2 separate regions of the Homo sapiens genome follow, and region 1 is linked to region 2. A link is a loop called in an ENCODE intact Hi-C map of the cell type or tissue named here. Cell type or tissue: dorsolateral prefrontal cortex. All regions are shown on one strand.

Evidence for each region. A loop is a pair of places that touch in the nucleus more often than their neighbours do. Peaks named below come from ENCODE experiments on the same cell type or tissue, not always from the same donor. Only the 100,000 strongest peaks of a DNase experiment are listed, where the experiment ranks them.
Region 1: it touches region 2 in a loop (3.0-fold over the local background); 1 of 110 quality-filtered maps calls a loop at or near these places.

Annotation. Positions count from the first base shown.
Region 1 is chr2:16,214,830-16,222,829 of GRCh38, reverse strand. No RefSeq gene overlaps it. Among named protein-coding and RNA genes, the nearest start is that of GACAT3, 170 kb to the right of the region's middle. RefSeq lists an enhancer at 6,434-6,935. In dorsolateral prefrontal cortex, a CTCF peak has its summit at 3,969 (motif pointing right); no DNase peak of the experiment used is centred here; H3K4me3 peaks cover 829 bases; H3K27me3 peaks cover 501 bases.
Region 2 is chr2:16,319,096-16,327,095 of GRCh38, reverse strand. No RefSeq gene overlaps it. Among named protein-coding and RNA genes, the nearest start is that of GACAT3, 270 kb to the right of the region's middle. In dorsolateral prefrontal cortex, CTCF peaks have their summits at 4,948 and 6,130; a DNase peak (open chromatin) is centred at 4,976; H3K4me3 peaks cover 678 bases; H3K27ac peaks cover 1,452 bases.

The DNA.
Region 1 (8,000 bases), 100 kb after region 2:
GGCAATGCTTAAAGCAACATGACTGAGGCTAACTGCATGACCATCGCCCAACTTTAACATGAGCAACAAATGAACCTGCTTTGTGCTTAGCCAGCAGGATTTCAGGGTTTATTCATTCCTGCAGCAGAGCTAGTCCTGTCTGATTAGCCCCAGCTATTGTTCTGAGGTTCCTGGACACATAGATGACTAAGACTGGCTTCTGCCCTCAATGGGCTCACAGTCTGACAGAAGAGACAGTCACATGACTTAGTAGTCCAGAGGCTGCCATTGCCAGAGGCCAGGACCGTACCGGCACAGAGTAGGGTCCTTACCTGACTTGGAGGGCCCAGGGGTGCTTCCTGGAAAGAGGCAGCATGTGGAATGCCTTGGGGAATGGTGCAGGTCTTGGCCAGCAGAGCAGAACTGGGGAAGATTTTGGGCAGGGGAACAGCACAGAAAAGGCAGGAAGGGGAGATGCACCAGTGTCATGGAAGATGCTGTTCACTGCTCAGTGTTGGTCCTCCCTAGAGCAGGGTTAAATCCAGTCTCAACTGCCCACAGGCTTTATCGAGAGAAGAAACAGCTACCCTCCCTACCATGATCAGAGCAGGCTTTTGTGGGGAGCTAGAGTTTAGATTACAAGGAGGACGTCGATCATAGGAAAGATGTGCATCACAGGTTGGATGTGGATCACAAGGAGGATGTGGATCATGGGGAGCATGTGAATCATGGGGTAAATGTGGGTCACAGGGAGGATGTAGATCACGGGGAGGATGTGGATCATGGGGAAGATGTGGATCATAGGGAAGATGTGGATCATGGGGTGGATGTGGATCACAGGGAGGATATGGATCATGGGGAGAATGTGGATCATCGGATTGATGTGGACCATGGGATGGACATGGGGAATAGGGTGGATGTGGATCACGGGGTGGACTTGGATCACAGGGAGGATGTGGATCATAGGGAGGATGTGGATCATGGGGAAGATGTAAATCATTGGGTGGATGTGGATCACGAGGTGGATATGGATCACGGGGAGAATGTGGATCATGGGGAGGATGTGGATCTTGGGGTGGACATGGATCACGGGGTGGATGTGGATCACGGATTGGACATGGGGCACAGGGAGGAGGTGGAGCATGGAGAGGATGTGGATCATGGAATAGATGTGGATCACTGGTGATTGTGGATCATGGGGAGGATGTGGATCATGGGGAGGATGTTGAGCAAAACATGGATGTAGGTCACAGGGACAACATGGACCACAGGATGGGCAAGGATCATGGAGAGGAGATGGATCACAGGGAGGATGTGGATCATGGGGCTGTGAGGACCACAGGGTGCGTGAGGGTCTCAGGGTAGGCATGGATTTTGGGAAGAATGTGCAGCACAGGGAGGAAGTGGGTCTCAGCAAGGGCCTGAGAGCCCCTCCTGGTGACGGACAATGGGCCCTGAGGGCCTCTGCTGGTGGTGAACTATGAGGTGGCTCCAGGAAACTGACTTTTGCTAACATGGGTTTCAGGACCTCGTTCAGGAAGTCTAATGATAAAACAAATCATTCGATGCACCTAAGGATCAGAGACTACGGCTTTTCATCCTAACCCCAGCCTTGTGCTCTTTTTTCTTCTTTACCTAGGAAAGCCGGTGCAGATTTACAAAAGAGCATGAGGCTGGAAGAAAGCCAGACCTGGATGAAGCTCCCAGCTGTGGCCGGCGTGAGCTCTTTAGCTTCTGAAGTCACTTAGCATCTTGTTTGGAGCCTTCAAGTCCTCTCTGTGAAATGGGGCCGATAAACTCTACCTTAAAAGTTTGTTGGCCAGACACAGTGGCTCACACCTGTAATCCCAGCACTTTGGGAGGCTGAGACAGGAAGATTGTTTCATCCCAGGAGTTTGAAACCAGCTTGGGCAACATAGTGAGACTCCATCTCTTCAAAAAATAAAAAAATTAGCTGGCCGGGCGCGGTGGCTCACACCTGTAATCCCAGCACTTTGGGAGGCCAAGGCCGGTGGATCACGAGGTCAGGAGAATGAGACCAGCCTGGCTAACACGGTGAAACCCCGTTTCTACTAAGAATACAAAAAAAATTAGCCGGGCGTGGTGGCAGGCACCTGTAGTCCCAGCTACTCAGGAGGCTGAGGCAGGAGAACGGCATGAACCCAGGAGGCGAAGCTTGCAGTGAGCCGAGATCGCACCACTGCACTCCAGCCTGGGCGACACAGCGAGACTCCGTCTCAAAAAAAACAAAAAAGAAAAAAAAAATTAGCTGAGTATGGTGGCACAAACCTGTAGTCCCACCTACTCAGGAGGCTGAGGTGGGAGGATAACTTGAGCCTGGGAGATCAAGGCTGCAGGGAGCTGTGATGGCACCACTGCACTCCATTCTGGGTGACAGGGCAAGACCTCGTCTCAAAAAAAAAATAAAAATGGAAAAAGAAGAAAGTCTGCTGCAAGCCACCCTGCATCCTGTCAGGCAGTGACAGGCTTAGCACAGTACCTGGCAGGCGGGATCCTCAACATTTGTTGGTCACTATTATTACTGTCATCTTTGTTATTATTTATTTTATTTTATTTTTATTTTTGAGACAGAGTCTTGCTCTGTCACCCAGGCTGGAGCACAGTGTTGCAATCTCAGCTCACTGCAACCTCCACCTCCTGGGTTCAAGCAATTCTCCTGCCTCAGCCTCCCAAGTAGCTGGGACTACAGGTGCCAGTCACCACGCCTGGCTAATTTTTTTTTTTTTTTTTTTTTTTTGTATTTTTAGTAGAGACAGGGTTTCAGTATGTGTGCCAGGCTGGTCTTGAACTCCTGACCTCACGATCTGCCCGCCCCGGCCTCCCAAAGTGCTGGGATTACAGGCATGAACCACCACACCCAGCCATCTTTGTTATTATTGAGCACCTAACTCACAGGGCTGATACGAAATACCCATAAGAGAAAAGGGCTTATCTGGAAAGTGTTATCTAAAGATGCAGTCTTAGCCCATAGATGCCCCCACCAGCAGGCCAGTTGGCACCTGGGTACTGGGCAAGCCCCACAGACCCATGGCCCTCCTGGGCGGTGGTTGAGTTACAGAAGACAGGCAGCAAAGACACTGCGGCCTAGGGGCATGACTCCCGGTGAAAGCACAAGTGATGCTTGTCGGGACATTAACAAGCTGCTGCTTGTTCTGTGTAGCGGGCATTGAGCCTCTGGACAGGGAAGAGAAGGCAGTGCCCATGACTTGCCATGCCCTGAACTTAGATGATCTCGTTTACTCCTCACAACAAACCTGTGAGAAAGTGTCAGTATCCCCATCTTACCAATGGGGAAGCTTAGGCCCAGAGAGGGCAAGCAATTTGCTCACAATCACACAGCTGGTATGGATTTAAACTCCCACCTTAGCCTTAGCGTGCCTCCAGGACCCCTGCAATTCCCTCTTACCCTGAACATGGTCCTGGGGGACCCCATCTTAGCATGTGCAAAACCGAACAGGGTGAGAGCCCTGCCACACTTGACCTTGCATTTAGTAATAACAATGAGGGGGGAGGGAGAAGGGGGGAGGGGGAGGAACAGAAGGAGGAGGGAGAACATTACCAACATTTAGCACTCACCGGTCCTGGTACTTGCTCAGGACTTTAATTGAGCAAGTAAAGGACCCATCCCCGCACCACCACCACCCCAAGAGGATCTTGGGTCTGAGGAGCTGACCGATCCCCTCATTCAATCCTCACAGCCCTACCGAGAAGCACTCTCATTATCCCTCCCGTACAGGTGAGGAAACAGAGGCTCAGAGACGTTAAGTAACTTTCCCCAGATTTAGCATCTAGCTGAGGAGCAAAGCTGGATTTGAGCCAATGTCTGCCTGACACTACAGAGCTCCAGCTTTTATCCACTCCTACCTCTGAACTGCCTAAGGAAAAGGCCAAATGCACCAGTATACTCTAGAGAGAAAACTTGATGGGGGCAAATCAGGGAAGACTAGTAAATGTATGGCAGGAGGACAGCCTGAAGAGGGCGCAGGGCTCCCCGAGGTTCCCTGCTGGCTGGGCTGCTGGTGAATAGATGGAGAAAGCTGTGGGCCAATATGGCCTAGACGAATCCAGGGACTCTGGAGAAAGCCCTAGGCCACTTCAGATCCTTTATATACCCACTGAGTTCCTCACACAAGCACCATGAATTACAACTCTGTGAAGTGCAAGTTGTGACTATTCCATGTTAAAGATGAGGACCAGAATTACTTAAATGACTTACTCAAGGTCAGGCAGAGATAGTTGCTCTCTCTCCTCTGTTCCCAAAGCTCCTTGTGTACATTTCTATCATTCTTTTCTTTTCTTTTCTTTTTTCTTTCTTTTTTTTTTTTGAATCAGAATCTCAGCTCTGTCACCCAGGCTGGAGTGCAGTGGCACCCTCACTGCAGCCTCGAACTCCTGCCTCAGACTCCCAAGTAGCTGGGACTACAGGCATGTGCCACCATGCTTGGCTGATTTTTTAAATTTTTTTTGTAGAGATGGGCGTCTGGTTTTGTTGCCCAGGATGGTCTCAAACTGCTAGCCTCAAGCCATCCTCCCACCTCAGCCTCCCAAGTCACTGAGATTACGGGCATGAGTCACTGCACCTGCCTGGTTTCATACTTTTTTTTTCTTTTTTTTTGACATGGAGTTTTGCTCTTGTTGCCCAGGCTGGAGTGCAATGGGGCGATCTCGGCTCACTGCAACCTCTGCCTCCCAGGTTCAAGCAATTCTCCTGTCTCAGCCTCCCGAGTAGCTGGGATTACAGGCACATGCCTCCAAGCCTGGCTAATTTTTGTATTTTTAGCAGAGACGGGGTTTCATCATATTGGTTGGTCTCGAACTCCTGACCTCAGGTGATCTGCCTGCTTCGGCCTCCCAAAGTGCTGGGACTACAGGCATGAACCACCGCCTGGCCCTGGTTTCATACTTCGTTGTCTGTTTTCTCTAGAAGACTGTGAGCCCCTCAAGAAGGAGGCCAGTATCTTTGTCATCGCTGAGTTCTCACCTCTGAACACAACGCTAGAAACATAGTAGATAAGTAAATGAAGGAATGGAGTGAAAATTGAACTCTGATCCTCCCTCTTCTGTCCTCCCTCCCTCCCCTTGACCAAGGTATCAAACATGCAGGTTTCACTCCCAGAAGAATTACTGCTTTCGTGGTACAGGCACCACTGTTAATAAAAGGTATCTAGTGTTCAGGAGAGTTCTGCCTTCTCGTTTTACATGTGGGGCAACGGGGACTTGGAGAGAGGAAAGGAGTTGCTCAAAAGCTAGTGGTCCAGCTGGATTATGGAGACATCTCTGACCCTGCCACACTACTTGTGTGACCCTGTATCAATGGCCTACCTTCTCTGTGTCTTGGTAGCTCCCCCTATAAAATGGGCTCGACCTTCCTCACTGCAGCAGTAGGGAAGTGTCATTGAGGTCCTTTTGGAGCAGAACCATGCCGATTTCCTGGAGTCAGCTAACTCTGGGCAGAGCCCACCCTTCTGGGTCCCAGGGACTCCATCTGTGTGTATTACCCTCATTTCTCTTTGGCACTGAGAAGCTGGGACTGTCTCAGGGCATGGAGGCCTCTGAGCTCCTTGGTAGAAGAAAGATGAAGCATGCCCAGCTCTCCTGGTGTATTTCTTTCCTTGAAATTCAAATAATGCTATTTCCCCCCCTCCTTTTCCTCCAAGGTGACTTGGTGATTGGACTGTGGATATGGATTTTCTATGATGTTTAAGATTTACCATAAAAATCTACATGAATTGGAGATACTATTATTAGACTAAAAGCAAAGAGGCTCATTTCTTTCTGTCAGAGGGAGCGAGATCAGAGGCTTTTCTGCTCTCTAGGTTAAAAGGTACACCTTCCCAGAAAGATGAGAGCCAGTGACGGTTCCAACAAACGTGTCCTATGAATTTACTAAAAAACAAATTATCCATCTTGAAGGAATGAAGGGATCATTTGAATGCACTCCTGCTTCTGAGGCTGGAGAAATTTTTCCTGCCTCGTGTCTGTGCACCGTCGTCTCTGATGGGGCAGCCTCTGTCTGTGAGATCAGAATTAATTAAACTGTGCTTAGTTCACGCTTTTCGTGCCGTTAGAGTCGGAGAGCTGTTTGAAATAGGATTCCTGCTGATGAATGGGTCTGTACAATTATCGGTGACAATATGGTGCATACCCTGAGTCCTGGGCTGAGCGTGGAGGCCCTTCCCGGCAGGGAGGTGAGCCAGGCTTTGGGACAGAAACCTGTGTTCTCCCCAAAGACGGCATGGTTATTTTCTAAAAGACAAGCCCTTTTATGATTTTTCTTTTAATAGCAGGAAAGATGGCTGCAGCTCTCTGTTGGTAGGAAAGACGGTGAGTGCGGTGTTCTGAGAGCCAGCCTTGTAGTCACACCGACCTGGGCTCAGATCCTGCCTTTCTAAGTATAGAGCTATGAGCTGCCTCACAGCATTTCTGAGCCTCAGTTTCCTTTTCTGTAAAATGATAATGGCACCCACGGTGCAGATTGGCCCTAGGACCAGTCATTATCGGGGAGGGGAGGCATCCAGCACCATGGCCGAGGATTAGAGGGTGCTCAGTCAGGTCTCCATTGCGTATTTTGACATCTCTAATTTGAAGTTGCCGAGGTTTGAGTGTGGCTGCCCCATGACATCAGACTGCAGAAGCAGTTCTGAAAACTCCCTTCCTGCTTAATGAATGAAGACAGATTCTAACAGCTGGGGCCAGACAAAGGAACATGTGTCAGGCTCCGGAAGCTAGTCTCCAAAAGCACCCAGGGAGCAGGGAGGAATCTGGGTGAAGGGCAGGGCGGAGTGGCCAGACTGCGTGGGCCTACGCCGCTGCTTCCGCTTCCCAGAATTCCTAGGCCTGCATCAGTTCTGCCCGATTCCGCCTTCTTCCAGAGCAGTTATGAGCCCAAACAGAAGAATCTACAAGCCTTCTTTTATAAGCAGAGAAAGAGACTCCTAGCTTCATGAACAGCTTTCTTCACATGACTCTCCATCACTGGAAGGGGTGATAGCACCGCTTCAGATATTCCACTCGGAGACGGTCAACTCTTGATCCTACAATCACACTTAGCAATACAGCAAGGATGTTCAAAATATCAATATGGAAGAGAATAATAGCTTTCTCAGAAACTATTGCTTGTGATATCCAAAAGACGATTAAAGATGTATAAAATGCCCACGCCTCTTCAACAGAGAAAATCGGAAATTCAAACCAGCAATATCAGAATACCCTGCCAGGTACTTAAGGCACACAAGAATTGTCCTCACTTACTAGCTGTATGTTTATGAAAAAAAAAATAACTTAGCTTCTCTGAGTTGTAGTTCTCACATCTCTAAAATGAGCCCTTGTGAGGATAAAATGCAAATAAATACAGTTATGTATCAGTTGACTATGGGGATACATTCTGAAATATGCATCCTTAGGCAATTTTATCATTGTGCAAATATCATGGAATATACTTACACAAACCTAGATGGTAAATATCATTGCTACACACCTAAACTATATGGCATAGCCATTGTTCCTAGGCCACAAACCTGTGCAACATGCAACTATATTGAATACTGTAGGCAATCATAACACAATGCTAAATATTGTGTGTATCTAAATGTGTCTAAATATAGAAAAGGTAAAGTTGAAATACGGTGTGATAATCTTATGGTACCACTGTCATATAGTCGGACCACTGTGGACCAAAACAACGCTATGTACTGCATGGCTGTATGTAAAATGACCAGCACTCTCTGCTGGATACAGCCTTCTTTAAATGTGCTCCTGGTGACGGAATTCACCTTTGCCATCAATGACAAACACTTGTAGCATTTATGAATTGGAGGTTTACAATTCTGTTATGTAAAGTCTAACCAAGCAAAAGAGATTTGTAGAGGCAGCAAGAGGGGCAGTAAAGAATGGTAGACATGGCGTCCACCTAACAACTCCACATGGACTCTTGGTCCAGTGAATTTTTGAAGAGGGGGATGCATCTTAAGCATCTATTTTTTGTGGAATCAATATAAGTG
Region 2 (8,000 bases):
GAGGTGACAATGATCAGAACAAAAGCAGAAAACAGAAGAGTAAATGTAGTGAGTGCTTTTCTATGTTAGATATACACACACTAGCACTTTCTCAGTATTGCATGAAACCACGACTGTTGCAGTAAGCTAGAGCTTTCCTCTCAGGGGACTCATTACATTGGAACAATCAGACACCAACATGAGAGCTGGTTTCCTTATTTTCTGCAGTAAGCATAAAGCACTGCAATGATATTATCACATCACCAAGCATCAAGATGTGGTCAGCTCTTCCTTTTCTTTTTCTTGGCCTTTATAGCAGCATCCACTGAGCTAGACCCAGTATCTACGCAACATGAATAGAGCAAAGATTACAAATTCAGTAGATAAGGACATCATAAAGTCAGAAGAGAAAAAAAGCGGTTTATGTATAAATTATACATGTTATATGTAAGTTGTCATTTATGTTTATTATGAGGCTCAGTTCCTAATGGGGAAAAAAAAAAGAGAAGCTGTTTTTATTTGGTAAGTCACTGTGTGGAGGGACTCAGAGAGTTAGCAATCCAGATGGGCTTCCTGGAGGCATTGGGGTTTGGGCCTTGAAGGTGAGGCAGGATTCTCTAGGACAGGAGCAGTGGGAAGGGCGAAGGAAGAGGGGGTCACACCCTGGACAGAATGAGGTGACATGTGGGGCAGTGAGACCTGGCCGAAGTTCTCAGCAAGGGGAGTGTCTGGAGAGAGAAGCGGTGATCAGATGGTGGCCTGTCCTGAGTGTCAGGCTGCAGACGAGCCATCTGGCTTCTAAGGGTGTATCTAGGAGCACCCCCAAAGGTGATTTTATGAGAATCTGAAATCTTGTGTGTAGTACCAAAGCCAGAGAGCCTTGCTCCCTGAGAGAGAACACTGGATACACTTCCCTCCAGCCAAAGCACTGTTTCTGCTGGAGCCCAGTACACCTCGGGTGCCGGTCACTCGAGGCTGTGTGCACTGCTTTCACCACCTGGGATGCCCCCTGTGCCTTTCAGCTTACCCCAAACCCAATCATCTTGTAAAATTTGGTTCAATTCGTCGTCTCTCCACTCTCCAAGCCTCCACTTTTCATCTGTAAAATGAGAGGAATGACCTCCCTGTTCTCTGTGGGAAAGGACTGTTCCCCACAGGAGGGAAAATGGCCTGTGCACTGGAAAGCACTATCTTCAGGGAGGAGCAGCACTGAGGAAAGAGCCAGAAAGGCCCAGACAGTCCCCTTTTCAGAGCAGCCTGGGAGAGTGGAATGAGCCCTCGGAGCTGCACTGTCATCATCTGGCACAGGGGGCACTGAGGCCTATGCCCAAGAGCCGTCGGGAAGTCGAGTGCAGCACAATGGACGGACGGACTCAGCTTCCTTCCATGCCAGAGGCAGCAGCCTCTCTGTTGCTATCATTATCTTTTTTCTCTTCCCTTCCTTTACTTTGAGAACAGAGCCGAGCCCTGTCTCCATTTCCCCTAGCCCAGATGGTGATCTCATTGTTTTATAGATTACAGAGCTGGTCCTTGGAGAGCAACAGCTCCCAATTTTTCCCCAACTGTGGGTGCTGACACATGATTCACTAGGATGTTGGGTAATTACAACATGTTACTGAGTCTCTGTCTTCTCCCCACCCCCCATCCCAGGTGGATGTGCTGGCCTCTATGGCAACCATCAAACAGCAAGCTCATAAAGCCGGCCCATCTTCCAGGGAGCAGGGCAGCTCCAGGGGCCATATTGCAAATGTTTGACCCCAGGTACCTCCAGGTCACGGGGATTTATTAGTTGGAATCTGCAGTTCAGCAGATGACATTTTAAAAGGCGTTTTATTGCTCGTGACCTGTGTGCATTGCAGGGTAATTCTGAGGCTTTGTGTCTGCAGCAACTGTCCAACCTGAAACGCCCCCACCGTGTTGCAGGCCTGCTTGATCTGCACAGGAAATCCAGGTGAGGCCACCCTCCCCCAGTCCTCAGTGCCAGTGTCCAAAATGTCAGACTCCCCTCCACCCCAAGCTGGGTCTTTATGCCCAGCCCAGGGACAGGGCTTTCTTGCAGAAAACGTGGCCAGAAGGAGATTCTCATCAAATCTTCCCAAAGGCCAGATGTGAGGGGACTTAACCAAAGTCAGGCAGCTCATATATGATAAAACTCACAGGGGAACCCAGGGATGGCCTTATCATCATTTCTCTTCTCCAGCTACAGCTGCAAAATCTTTCCATTTTCCTCTTTGCTTTAAAAGCAATGATCTAGAGGGCATGGCTTGAAGGGTAAGTCCTGGCTTAGCATTAGCAGTGACCCTAGTGCAGAAAGTGGCCTGGAGGCCAGGCTATTAGGGAAGATGCAGAGGGAACCTGTCTCTGTATGGGGGACAGACTGACTGGGTGATCTGTGGCCTCTCAAAGCAGCAGGGCACATTGTACACAGCAGCACAGCCTGTCTGCTGGCTAAGCAGCAGCTCCCTCTGCCCATTCCCCTGGTTAATTTCTGGCAGTCCTTGGAAAATGAGCATGGGAGCCTCTTCCTCTCAACCACACAGTCAGACTCAGAGGCTATCCTTCAGGCCCTTGAGTTTCCCTGGATCATGGCATCATCCCCTGTTATTACAATTATCTACACCATCTTCTGATCCTGCCCCTGACTATGATCATCTGCAGGCAGAGTTCGGGAATGATTCACTCTTTGCTACCCAAGACCTCCTCTATGTGTGGCTCATTCCCTGGTGGGACTTATAGCAAATGTTCATTCTATGGTGGTTGTATTGAGTTGAGCTCCAAATACGCCACCCTCAGGGGACGATGTCTCTTCCCTGGTGTATTCCTCTAGCAAGTAATAGAAGTGTTGAAGAAGATGCTTCCAACCCAAAGACATGCACTAAGGCATGTGATCCGAATCCTACAAGGCTTGGCCCATTCTTGTTTTCAGATTAAGATGATAAAAATCACACACACAGACACACACACATATACACACACACACTGCTGTTTTGTCAAGCAGCCTCCTTGGGAGCAGACATGTGAACTCCTTCATTGGCTTCTCATTCAAGATCAATGAAACACACAGTTTAGCCCAAAGAGGTAAAGATCTTCTCTCAAGGCTGCCAGCCGTTCCTTTTTCCCTGAGCCAACTCAATCTTGGCTCAGTTCAACAGACTCTTATTGAGTGTCTACTCTGAGCCAGCAACTGATTGAGACACCCAGATGACAAAATAAAGAAGGTAAAATGCCTACTTTCAGAAGTCCGTCTGTCTACCAGAACCAAAGAATAAGAAATCAGATCATTAGGGTGTAAAAGAATGTTTGCTTATGGAAAGGGGCCCACCAGTATACAAAAGCACCGAGGTGGGGCTGTGAGCTTGGGTGATCGTGGAGTCATCTTCCACTGGAGGTGATGCCTGGACTGTATATCGGAATAAATAGAAGTGGTTTTGTGAAGGAGAGCTCAGAAGGGCATCAATAGGCAGTGTGGTGGTATGCAGGTGTGTACAGGGAACTTCTTACTGTTCCATGTTGCTGGAGTAAAGAGTTTAAATTAGGGAGAGGAAGATTTAGAAAAACAGGCAAAAACTGCATCACAGAGTCTTGTATGCCAACCTAAGAAGATTCACCTCTGTGCTATAGGCAATAGGGAGTCATTACAGGACTTCGAATATGGCAGCGAAGACTTAAGTGCCACCTGTAATCCCAGCACTTTGGGAGGCCGAGGTGGGCAGATTACATGAGCCCAGGAGTTTGACATCAGCCTGGACATCACAGTGAAACTTCATTTCTACAAAAAATACAAAAAGTAGGCAGGCATAGTGGTGCACCTGTAGTCCTAGCTACTAGGAAGGCTGAGGTGGAAGGATAACCTGAGACTGCAGTGAGTCGTGATTGCACCACTGCACTTCAGCTTAGGTCACAGAGTAAGACCCTGTCTCAAAAATAAATAAATAAATAAATAAAAAATAAAAAACTTACCTTCTCTGAAAGATCCCTTTGGTGGTCATGGAAAGGGTAGATTGCAGTCAGAGTTGGTGGAGGAAGGGGCATCATTTATGGGACAGTTGTAACATACCAGAGGGAAGATAGTGAGGTCTGAATTGAGCAATGGAGATGGAGTGGAGAGAAACAGAAGGCTCTTGGGCTATCCAGGGGATTTAGGACAATCAGGCTTAGGCATGCAGTTAAGCGTGCAGAACCTGGTCTTCCTCCCCAATAAAGCTTCCTCCCTGATAAAGCTCCCTGATAAAGGACAGGCTCCTGGACTGTGGAGCATTCAAGGCCTGTAGGTGGGCACACATGATTTGCACAAGCCAGTTGGAAATATGCCAGGTGGAGCCCTGTCCCTTGGACTGACTGGGCAGAACTCAGGGCATCAAGAATGAAGGGAAAGCAGCCAACATCTTGGGAGAAGAACTGCAGGATCATAAAGACCACATGTGCTGGCCTGTCAGTTACTGACTCTGTAACTCTCCGGCTCTCTAAAGGGGCACTGTGGTTATGGGCACGGCAGGGTTCATTTAATTGGTAGCCTTTGAAATGTTTTTGCTCCCCAATCTTCATAAAAAGGAAATGAGGGCTGTGGTGTGTGGACGAGGTGTTGAGCTGCTCTGGCTACAAGGAAAGAGATCAGGCCTTTGATAAGCCGGGGAAATAATCAGTAGCACATGTCCCCGACACACTGCCTGATTCACACAGGACCCCAGGAATGCTAAGGGAAGTGGTGAGGAGAGGCGAGGGATGGAAGACGTTGTCATGGGGAAGACCTAAGCGAGGGATGGCTAACTGGATGGTTTGCCAGTTTCAGTGATGATCCCAAAGCCTGGTTCAAGGCAATGAGATAGGAGAGCATTTGCCCTTGAAATTGGGATGAGGCCAACATATAGGTCCTGCCCTTACTACTGGCCAGCTTTGGGGCACTGAAAGACCCGGTCTTTTCTCCTGGCCTGTTCACTCATCTGCTTAGATGGGGATCCTCATGCCTACTTCACAGGCTTTCAATGACAATCCAGTGAGGGGCAGCAGAGGATAGTGGTTAGGAAGCATAAGCCCAGGGCAAGGCGGTCAGACTGCCTCAGCTCAAATCCCAGTTCCATCACTTACAGGTGGTGTTACCTTGGACAAGTCACCTTACCTGCCTAAATCTCTGTCTATCCTTCCAAAAACTGGGGCTACAATAGTGCTCATATCATAGGCTGAATCTTAAGATTAAAGTAGACACCACATGTGTATGGTCGTACCTACACAGTGCTCCCTCACGGGGAGCATGCTTGTGAAATGAAAGGGCTGAGCACTGGATCCAAACAGGGAGGAGGCCTATTGTGCCCTGGGCCTGGACAGAACAGGAGGACAGGAGTTTACCTCCAATTCAGTATCAAATATATTCTAGGCATAATCCATTTTTGTCATCATTTAACTCCAGCTCCAACACTGTTATATTCATTTTACAAACAAGACTAGAGGCATGAAGAAATTAAGTGACTTGCCCAGGGTCACAGTCACAAGGATTTGAACTCAGAGCCCATGCTCTTGCCCATCAGGTGGCATGCTTCATCATGGCATCGTGTGGGCTGCTGGCTCCTGTATTGGGGAGCTGACACTGAATTGTCCTTCCATTGGCCTGGCATTTACTGGGAGGCGGTGGTATGCCCAGCATGTGCCAGGGACTTCACATATCTTGTTGCATCTTCATAGCCACGTGAGCTGACTACGGTTGTCCCCATCGTACAGACCAGGTAAGAGGTCTGTGAGGCAGCTCCCAGCTGCCTCGGGACAGCAGTTTGGACCTGAGCCTGTCCAGCCTTCCTTCCTCACCCCCGCCATGTTCCTGCCACTGCAACAGAGTGCAGCGGAAGGATGACAGCCACGAGCAGGCTTGCTTGCATTTTCCCTCAAGGTCCTTCCACAAATCTTTTCTTTTCTGTACAAAGCAGATATTGTCATTCCTGTTATACGCGAAGAAACTGAGAATGAAGTGTATGAAGCCACTTCCCAAGGTCCCAAAGCAAGCCTGCAGCACCTTTCTGAACATGCGGGGAGTAGCATTTAACCCACAGCTTGTCCCTAAACGGAAGGCATTTTTTGTGTCCCATCCCAGACAACCAGCTCTCGTTGAGGATTTGGGAAGGTGCCTCAAGAGGGGCAGGCCACGCGCCCCTGGCCACTAGGAGCTGCACGCGCAGCCCATACCTATGGGCTGGCAGCATTGGATGCAGCTTTAATTAGATCACCATGGTAACGAGCTAGGGAGAACAATAGACAGTTGTGTACTTGCGAGAATCCTCAGCCTCAGACAAGGCCCTGCTAAACTGTAATTACGCTGGAGTGGAAGCGGATCTTCATTTCTGGGAGAGAAATAAACTGCCATCCTGGTCTTCTTGTCTTCCCATGTTATTCCAACATCAGGGTACAGGATTCCAAGTGTGTTTATTTTGTCTTATTTTATTAATTAATTAATTAATTTATTTATTTATTGAGACAGAGTTTCACTCTTGTTGCCCAGGCTGGAGTGCAATGGTGCTATCTCAGCTCACTGCAGCCTCCACCTCCGGGTTCAATCGATTCTCCTGCCTCAGCCTCCCAAGTAGCTGGGATTACAGGCGCACCACCATGCCCGGCAAATTTTTTTTTTTTTTTGATATTTTTAGTAGAGACAGGGTTTCACCATGTTGGCCAGGCTGGTCTTGAACTCCTGATCTCAAGTGATCCACCCGCCTCAGCCTCCCAAATTCCTGGGATTACAGGCATGAGCCACCGTGCCCGTCCCCAAGTTGGTTTATTGTTTGAATTTATATTTTAGAAGTGGTCAAGCCCCATATAAAGATGATTATCTTTTCATCCTGGGTTCTGAGTGGTGTATTCCCAGAGGGGAGATGAGGACAAGGTAAAGAAGGCCATAATAATCACACAGGTAGCATTTATTGAGTATTAGATGTACCAGGTGTTCCCTACGACTTCCCCTACTGTCACTATAAGCGTCTGTGGCGGGTGTCCTGAGCCCCACTTTACAAGGCAGGAAGTCGGCTGTCATGCCTTGTGCCCTCAACACTGAGGAGCCGCGAAGGTTTGACCCCATGGCCCAAAGGCATTGGCCTGAGCTCACATCGCTGTTCAGGGACAAAAGGAGATGAACCAGTTCAGCTGCACTTCTGAGACATCGGGGTTCTTAGTCCTCCTTTTGATGACATGTGAGGGATGCCCTTTAATCCAGTTAGTTTTGCTAGTCTGATAAGATGCAGTTCACCCTGGCCATCGGAGTCAGCGAGACCCATAAATAACAGAAAGATCATTTAAAAATAAATTACTGACTGAAAGCAGGGAAAATGCATCCATGGATTGTTGCTCTCCAGGCCTGCCATAAATCTGTTGTCTTTTTGGCTCAGCAGTGGCCAGGGTCACAGACCATAAAGGGCTTCCACAGAAAAATGTGAAAAATCCTAGCAAGATGGGACACGCTGGAGACATAGGAAAGGCATCTGGTTTTCTGCCTTGGCCTGGGTTGGAGGATGGAGCCCGTGGGCTGGGCCGGCAGCACAGGGTGGGCACGCATGCGAGAGCCAGCTGTGGCCCTGCCCTCAGGGATTCCAGGGGCGCCCTGTAAAGACCCCAGTCCCTGTAACATGTTCTGGTGCCTGACCCACTTTTTCAGAAAGGAATGGCATTTCCAGTCTCACTGCAGCATGAAGCTAACATTTCCCTTTGGAAATTGGACACAGTGACCCCAATTCGTGTGACTGAGAGTGAGTCTGATTTTACATTTTATTTTTCCAGAGAACTCCGTTGTTTCCGAAGAGAGGGGAGATGGAAAGAGGTGTCAGAGGGCACTGGTCAGGGGCGAGGAGCGCTGGAAGGTGGGGATGGCAGAAGGCAAACATGGGGCGCTCCTAAAGGCAGCCCTGGCTGTGATGTGAGAGAGTAGGGTGGCGTGGTGGCCTCGGGGAGCCTTTGCACAGGTAACGAAGTGGGTGTCAATGCCTGTTGCCTCATTGGGTTGTGTCAATGATCAAGTGAAATGGTGCCTCCAGCCTGCTGCTCAGAAA